Linked DNA regions of Homo sapiens: region 1 is linked to region 2. A link is a contact called in ENCODE Hi-C or POLR2A ChIA-PET data. All regions are on one chromosome and are shown on one strand. Each heading gives the region's core, a stretch centred on a gene start or an enhancer-like site at or near the end of the contact. The rest is flanking DNA. Distances are from core to core; before and after follow the strand shown. Region 1 holds the start of HEPN1 (hepatocellular carcinoma, down-regulated 1). Region 2 holds the start of MSANTD2-AS1 (MSANTD2 antisense RNA 1).

The links. Hi-C counts contacts between places; a loop is a spot of excess contacts on that map. ChIA-PET counts read pairs that join two places held with the same protein, here RNA polymerase II (POLR2A). Pooled maps may share reads with other maps.
Region 1: a loop to region 2 is called in a pooled map, with 7 times the contacts of the local background. The contact joins the promoter of HEPN1 here to the promoter of MSANTD2-AS1 in region 2. A Hi-C loop is called at or near these places in 6 of 50 pooled maps. POLR2A ChIA-PET finds 5 or more read pairs at or near these places in 4 of 52 experiments (CD4-positive, alpha-beta T cell, H1, OCI-LY7 and 1 more).

What each region holds. Positions count from the first base shown.
Region 1 is chr11:124,917,045-124,920,596 of GRCh38, forward strand. HEPN1 (hepatocellular carcinoma, down-regulated 1) reads left to right here and starts at 2,206. Exons shown (of 1, transcript NM_001037558.4): 1 at 2,206-3,552. The coding sequence starts at 2,707. The coding sequence ends at 2,973. It overlaps HEPACAM (hepatic and glial cell adhesion molecule), which reads right to left. Exons shown (of 7, transcript NM_152722.5): 7 at 2,161-3,552. All of the region lies in intron 1 of LOC107984406 (a long non-coding RNA gene), which reads left to right.
Region 2 is chr11:124,798,896-124,802,706 of GRCh38, forward strand. MSANTD2-AS1 (MSANTD2 antisense RNA 1) reads left to right here and starts at 1,533. Exons shown (of 5, transcript NR_103862.1): 1 at 1,533-2,361; 2 at 3,089-3,262. It overlaps MSANTD2 (Myb/SANT DNA binding domain containing 2), which reads right to left and starts at 1,511. Exons shown (of 4, transcript NM_001308027.2): 1 at 976-1,511. The coding sequence starts at 1,485. RefSeq lists silencers at 154-203, 434-513, 914-1,153, 1,194-1,863 and an enhancer at 1,090-1,697.

The DNA.
Region 1 (3,552 bases), core at 956-3,455, 120 kb after region 2:
GGGACTCAGGACTCTGTCTTATGCCCTATCCTACTGTGGCTGAGCTTGTCTTATGCCCTGTCCTACTGTGGCTGAGCTGATATCCAAGTTGCAATACACAGTCCTGTTTACTCTTCCTGCTCCTCTCCTCCAACCACAGAAAGGAGTCTTTTTCAAAGCTGCAAGCTGTGATGCCTGGTGTTGGCAGAGGGATGATGCAAGCACTCCCTTGGCTGCACCAGCTGGTGTCTCACTAGATCATATGCTCAAGTCCACTGGCTTCAAGCCCAGCACAGCATCAGGAATCCCCCCTAGAATTGCAGTCCTTGTGTCCTAGACAGACTTTTAAAAGTTTATTTAGGACCCCAGAGCACTTTAACCCATGGTCGTGAGTCTTTTTGGAATTCAGGTTCCAACCACTGGGATGTGTAATTCCTCTCTGGCGAGGGCTGGTCTAAATGCTCCTTCTGTGGGTGCTGGCTGAGTTCTGCCTGGTGTTGTTTCTCCCTGTGACAGGGCAGCACTGCGTTCCAATGCAAAGCCCCACAATGACTGCACTCTCCCTCCCGCAAGTGCAGAGATTCTCTCTCTGTTCCATGCGGCAGCTGCCGGGTGATGAGGGAGGGGTGGTGTCAGCAATTCAAGACTGTCTTTCTTACCTTCTTCAGTGCCTCTTTCAGTGATATGAAGTTAAAACCAGGTATTGTGATCACTCATTGGATGTTTGGTTGTTATGAGGGTGCTTTTTTTGTGTGGACAGTTGTTCAATCTGGTGTTTTTGCAGGAAGACAATCAGTGAAGGCTTCTATTCAGCCATCTTGCTTCACCTCCCTTGGTAATCTCATATTTAATGAGTGCTAAGTACTTTGAGCTCACTGTGCTTTTAAATTTTGTTTTACTTCTGACTGCTTAAAAATTTCCCCCATCTCTGGCAGGGAAGTGGCTCATGCCTGTAATCCCAGCACTTTGGGAGGCCAAGGTGGGCGGATCATGAGGTCAGGAGTTTGAGATCAGCCTGGCCAACATAGTGAAACCCTGTCTCTACCAAAAATACAAAAATTAGCTGGACATGGTGGCACGTGCTTGTAGTCCCAGCTACTCGGGAGGCTGAGGCAGGAGAATCACTTGAACCCAGGAGGCAGAGGTTGTAGTGAGCCTAGACTGCGCCATTGCACTCCAGCCTGGGTGACAAGAATGAGACTCTGTCTGAAAAAAAAAAAAAAATTCCCCCATCTCTTGAAGCCAGCAATGCAAAACAAATATCATTTAAGCAAGACCTAGTTGTTTTGAAACAGGAAGACCTCTCAAACATCTAGTCTCAAGTATTTAGCAGAGAAGTTCCACATATCACTTTTTACCTGTTGCAATCTGGCTTTAACCCCTACTACATGTCTGAAACTACTTATGCCAAGTCACTCAATGTTTTCATTGTTGCCAAATTTAACATGCACTTTTAACTTCATTTCATATGTGAGCCCCCTGCCCTTGTAGTCCCGAATGCTCCCTTTTTCTTGAAACTCTCTTGTTCTTTTGATTGTGTGATATAGTTATCTCCTATATATTCTCCTATCTTGCTGGCTGTGCCTTTTAAGCCTTCTTGGTGAAGTCCTTTTAAATTTTCTACACATACTGATGCCTCAGAAATCTATCTGCAGCTTTCTTCACCTTCTACTTTGTATACTTTCCTGAAATAATTTCATCAACTGCTAGGCTCAGTACCCTGAATTCCCCCCCATCGTGTCTTGCACTTCCAAGCTTTTATACATGCTTCTCCCTCTGCTTGGAGTGTGTCCTCTCATACTTTTAAAAACCAGATTAACTAACAAGTCTTTCTAAGAAAGACTCAACTCAGGTCTGTTCTCCTCCAAGATGCCTTTGCTGACATCTAATCTACATGCTCCCAGAGCACCTTGTATCTACTTCTGCCATTGCATTTTACACACTATATTGTAATCTGTTTACTGATCTGTCTTCCTGACATAGTTATGCTGTATCAGCAGTGTCTAGCACAGGGCCTAGTCCATGGTAGGTAAACAAATGTTTGTCGAATAAATAAAAGAACACCTGAATAAGTAAATGAATGAACGGGTAAGTGATTTTGGAACGGACAATTTGGGGTTTGGAAAGAGGGTAAAGGAGGTGAAAGGAGAAGAAGAGAAATGACTGGTATATTTAAGCAGCTTGTTTTGTTACCCTTGTTTATGTGGAATAAAGTTGTCATTTCATTTCATCAAAAGTTTATTGAGCATCCAGTATGTGCTAGGCACTCTGCTGGATGCTAGTAATACAAAGATGAAGATGAAAACAACACAAAAACAAACCCCACTTCCTTACTTACCCCTCCCCACCCCCAATTTAAGGCAGATTTGGCTTAAGCCTGGCAAGCTGGCCCCTCAGGGATTCAGCACCAGGGTATGGCATGTTCTCATCTCACCCTAACCTTCACCTGTGCATCTCAAGGCTGACCAGCAGGTACTCCTTATCCAAGTCCTGCTGCCTCTTCCACCTTCTTGAGAAACTTTTCCCCTACATGCATTATCTCATTATGGATGAGGCACCTGGGAAGTTTAGGGGAGCTGCGAAGGCACACCTGCTCAAATGAGCCTGGGGAAGTGCCGAGGGACAGGGAGCTGAGACAGGCATGCTGTGGGGTTCAGGGCAGAGGGGGCAAACTAGAAATGTCAGTGCCTTTGGGGCTGAGACAAAACTTGACCTGGTGTGGAGGTGATGGGTAACTGGGGCCTTGGAATTGCTCCATGGGTTGATGGCGAATCAGAGCTGGAGTTTAGGAGACTAGGGATGCAAGGACCCTTGGAGGCATTAAGGAGGAGGGAATGGAATACACAGAGGGCCTCCTTCTCTTTCAGCTTTTTAATTGCCCTCTCTCCTCACACAGTAGATTACTGCCACTCCTATGAACTGTTCAATAGGCGGTGGCATGGGCATGTCCTGGCTACACAGCGGCCCAGCCTCTTTATTTTGATGTTAGTGTGATTAGGGAGTCTGCCCTTTTTCTGTGCCCTGGGACCTGAGCATGTGGGAGCAGGGCAGATGGGTGGCAGGAGGCCAGGGGTTGGATCATGTTCCCCCCAAATGCTGGGAAGCAATAAGCCTCCTCCTCCCCCCACCATTTCTCTGGAGATTAGGACTTATTCTCACAGCTGGAGGAAGCTCAACAACTTTCCTGAGGACAATGATTGTTTGAAAGGCTTGTTTTGTAAGGAAGCCAGGAGGAATATATGAGTTTGATGAGCTAAAACAGTTCCTCATTTGGTCTAGTTTTCGGGCCAGGGGAGTAAGTGAAATTCACTTCTCTATAAGAATAAGCCCATCCATCTCTTTTATTCATGAACAGAGACAGAAAGAGTGCTTGGCATGGCATGCCTCCGAGGGAGGCTGTGGGAGGAGGCCAAGCTGGCAGGCTCGGGTTCTTTGCCCTTGCTAGCGCCCAGGTCAGAGGGAAAAGGAATGTACTCGTACCCTTCCCTCACCACCTTGTAGGTCCCCAGGTACCAGGTGCCCAGGGAAGAAGGCCTTCACAATGATCCCCCCAGCTCAGAACAGCCCCTGCAC
Region 2 (3,811 bases), core at 283-2,782:
TTTTAGCAGCCACTACGATGAGGAAATGAGCTTAACTAAAATACAACTCCTTATCTGCCAATAATACAAATATGAAAGCCTAGAGTCAGTTCTAGTAGCAAAATCTTAACCTGGCTAAGATTTCTAGCCCAAATTAAGCCTCTGCATTTAAACATGCAGGTACACAAGGACGGCCAGATGCACACTGAGAGTTCTACTTGTCACCACATCCGGCACAGAAACTGAAGCAGGGAAAAACTGGCTTTCCTGAAGGAGCTTCCTAAGAAACCGCAGGGCCTCAAGCCAATCTAACTCTGGAGGCATCGACAATCCAAATTCCAGACCAACTCTTGGCCAAGCTAACTTTTATGGTGTACACTAACTCCGCGGTAACAATACACAATCTGGCTACAATCAAGCCTTTCCAATTCTCCAAAGCATCTCTAGTCTTACTCGTCCTTCGTAGCTCAAGATAGAAGCAAAGCGACTGACACAAAGGCCAGTCGTCCCAAGGCGCTTTTTCTATGGCTCCGCTACGGCCACTTATTAACTATTCCTAAACTAGGGGCTCAATGCCCCCCCCTTCTGCCCTTCCTCAATCCTGCCCCGGCCGGTAAGCCTCTGCCTGGGAGCCCCTCCGCCTGGAACAAAGCGAGGGGCCCCGGCGGTGGGGGCAAGAGGCGCCAGCGGCACGGGGACTGCCGCACGGCGCACAATGAGAAACTACCAACTTCAGAGCGCAGGAACATCTCAATTGGCAAGAAAGAGGGGCGGCGGCAGGCACGCCCAACTTCAAACTCAGGAAACCTACGGGCTGGCGGCCATCTGGGAAAAAGCCCCCTTCCCAGGGAGAGAAGAAAAAGGCGGAGGAGATGCGAATCGCCCACCGGGCCCCGGAGGAGAGCCCTGCCCTCAGACCGGCCCCCGCCCCCGAGGCCCGCTTCCCCGCCTTCTCTCTGCCTCTGGTTCGCTGCCCCAGGCCGGGCGGCCGGTTACCTTGATGCGCTCCCGGCACTGGGACGGGGTCCGCTCGTAGCCCAGCTCGGCCAGGGCCCGGGACACGCGCTCGTACATGGCTGGCCCGGGGGCCTTGCTGCCGAACACCGTGCCGGCTCCCTCCAGCTGCTGGTACCGCGCCTCCACCAGCCGCTCGTTGCCCCACACTGCGATGAGCGCGTTCGTCTCGGCTGGCGTCCACGACATGCCCCGGCAGGCGGCGGCGGCGGCTGCCGCAGCCCCGCCACCGCCGCCACCAGGGGAGAAGGAGACCGAGGACGAGGCGGCGCTGCGGCCCCCCAGCCCCAGCCCGAGACCCCCGGACGCCGCTGCCCCCGAGCCCGCCGCACTGCCCGGCCCGAGCGGGGAGGCACCCCGAGGCGTGGAAGGGTCGGACAGCGATGGATTTCCGTCGCTCAGGCCACCAGGAGAAGCCGGGGAAAGCACCTCCATCTTCGGAATTTTTAGCGGCGAGTTGGCGGGCAGCTCCGAGCCACAGGGCGCAGCCATCTTCCAAGCGGCCGCCGCTGCACCGCCCGGAAGTGACGCGCCCGCGCATCCGGCCACCGCGGTCTCCGGGGCTGCCCTCGGGCCTGGCTCGCCCGCGGGCGGATGGCTCCGGGTCTCTGCTGCTGAGGATGTGGCTGCCGGGCGGAGGTCGTCCACTCCCCTGGGCCTTTCTCCGCGAGCCCTCCCACGCCGCCCGCTCCTCTCCCGGGGCGAAGGGCGGGGACGAGGCGCGCCGAAGCCCCGAGCTGAAGAGAAGGGTGGGGGCATGAGGGCGCTGGAGTGAGGAACAGATTGGAGCCTTCCCACTTCCTCTCCAATCTCAGCCCCCGGGAGGAGGGGTGAGGCCCTCGAGGGGGCCCGGAGTTAAGGAGGAATAGACCGTTTCTCTCTCTCCTGTCTCCCCCGCCTCTGCCCGTCTTCCCTCTAAGCCGGCCTCTAGGTGCAGAGGCTGACGTCCAGGATGGGGACCGGGGAAGCCTCTGGAGGGTATATCCGGGAAGGCACCAAGGCTGAAGTGAGAGCGGTTCTGGGGAAGGCTTTAAAAAGCAGATATGGACCAGGGTAGAGTTCGTACGCTGTAGCTTTTCAAGAACACCGATCTCATTAATTAAAGAACAGCAACTATTTAATTCCAGTTATAAACTATTGTTTTCCAGTTAGTCTGGGTAGGTGTGGCCGTTTGTAGAATAGTTAGATTACATTAGTCTATTGCGTTGGTACAGTTGTCTATAGCTTGAGCATATAAAAACTCCTGAGCCCAGCAGAAAAGTTACTTTCCAATACCAGTCTCCATCCTCCGTGCTTTGGAAGTTGCATCGTTTTCCGGTTTTTCGTACTCAAAGAACACTGTCAATTATGACAGCTCTGTGACCTCTGGTAATGAATTAGTGTATTAGTCACTCCTGAAACGTTCCTTAAAGTGCTGGAACTTAACAGTAGCACAGCACATCCAGTACACAGCTGTACCGTATTTCCATATTTTTCAAAGCTGAAAATCTTAATTGGATATCTTGGATCATTAACTTAAAACCTCAGCGGATTTTTCTTTCAAAGCAGACATAACTGAGGATGCTGACCAATGAATGCAAATAAACTATGCAATATTTTTTAAAATAACAAATGTATGTTAGTTTTTTTTAAGCTGAGGTCAACTATGTTTTGGGGGGTATGTGCTTTTTTAAATTATTGTTTTATTTCAATCGATTTTTGGGGGTAACAGGTGGCGTTTGGTTACATGAATAAGGTTTTTAGTGGTGATTTCTGAGATTTTGGTGCGTCCGAGCAATGTACACTGTATCCAATGTGTAGTCTTTTGTCCCTCATTAGCCTTCCCCTTACCCCTGAGCTCCCGAGTCCCCAAAGTCCAATGTATCATTCTTATTGAAGACAGCTAAATTTTTAACTCTGAGACTCACTGGAGAGAATGACTGGTTGTCTTTGGGTGTTACTGAAAAGCCAAAGGATTAAGCAATAGGGATAAAGTAGAGGAGGAGATAATTGTTCTCGTATGTCATATGAAAATGCTAACCATAGTTTGTAAGCTAACAGAAGAAGCCTGAGGAAGTTCCCGAATTTATGATATCCTCTTCCCTTTTTTCCAAAGAAAGATGCAGTCTAGCACCTCAGTTAAGAATATGGACTCTAAAGTCAGACTGCCAGGCTTCAAATTCCAGTTCTGCGACCTCAGCAAAGTTACTTAACCAAGCTCTCAGTGCCTTGTTTTCTTCATCTGTAAAATGAGGATGACGTCACAGCATTGTTGAGAGAATTAATACAGGTAAAGTCCTTAGAACGGTGCCTGGTTCACAGTAAACATTGTGTGAGGACTGTAAAAGAATCTGAAACATCTATCAAAACAAAATTAACTCTCATTCAGCCCAGTGATAAATGTTTTAATGTCATAAGGTATTTGGTGTGTATGAAAGGGAGAGTTGTGCCTAAATCATATACTAAATCAGAGATTCCAAAGAGGGGTGTGTGTGTGTGTGTGTGTGTGTGTGTGTGTGTGTGGGAGACAGGGTCTCACTCTGTCACTGAGGCTGGAGTGCAGTGGTGTGATCTCAGCTCACTGCAACCTCTGGTCCCAGGCTCAAGCGATCCTCCCACCTCAGCCTTCCAAGTAGCTGGGACCACAGGTATGTGCCACCACTCCCGGCTAATTTATGTATTTTTTGTAGAGATGGGGTTTCACCATGTTGCCTAGGCTGGTCTCAAACTCCTGGGCTCAAGTGATCCTCCACCTTTGCCTCCCAAAGTGCTGGGATTACAGGCATGAGCCACTGCACCCAGCCCTCCAAAGAGTTTTTAAATTACCACTTTAACCTTC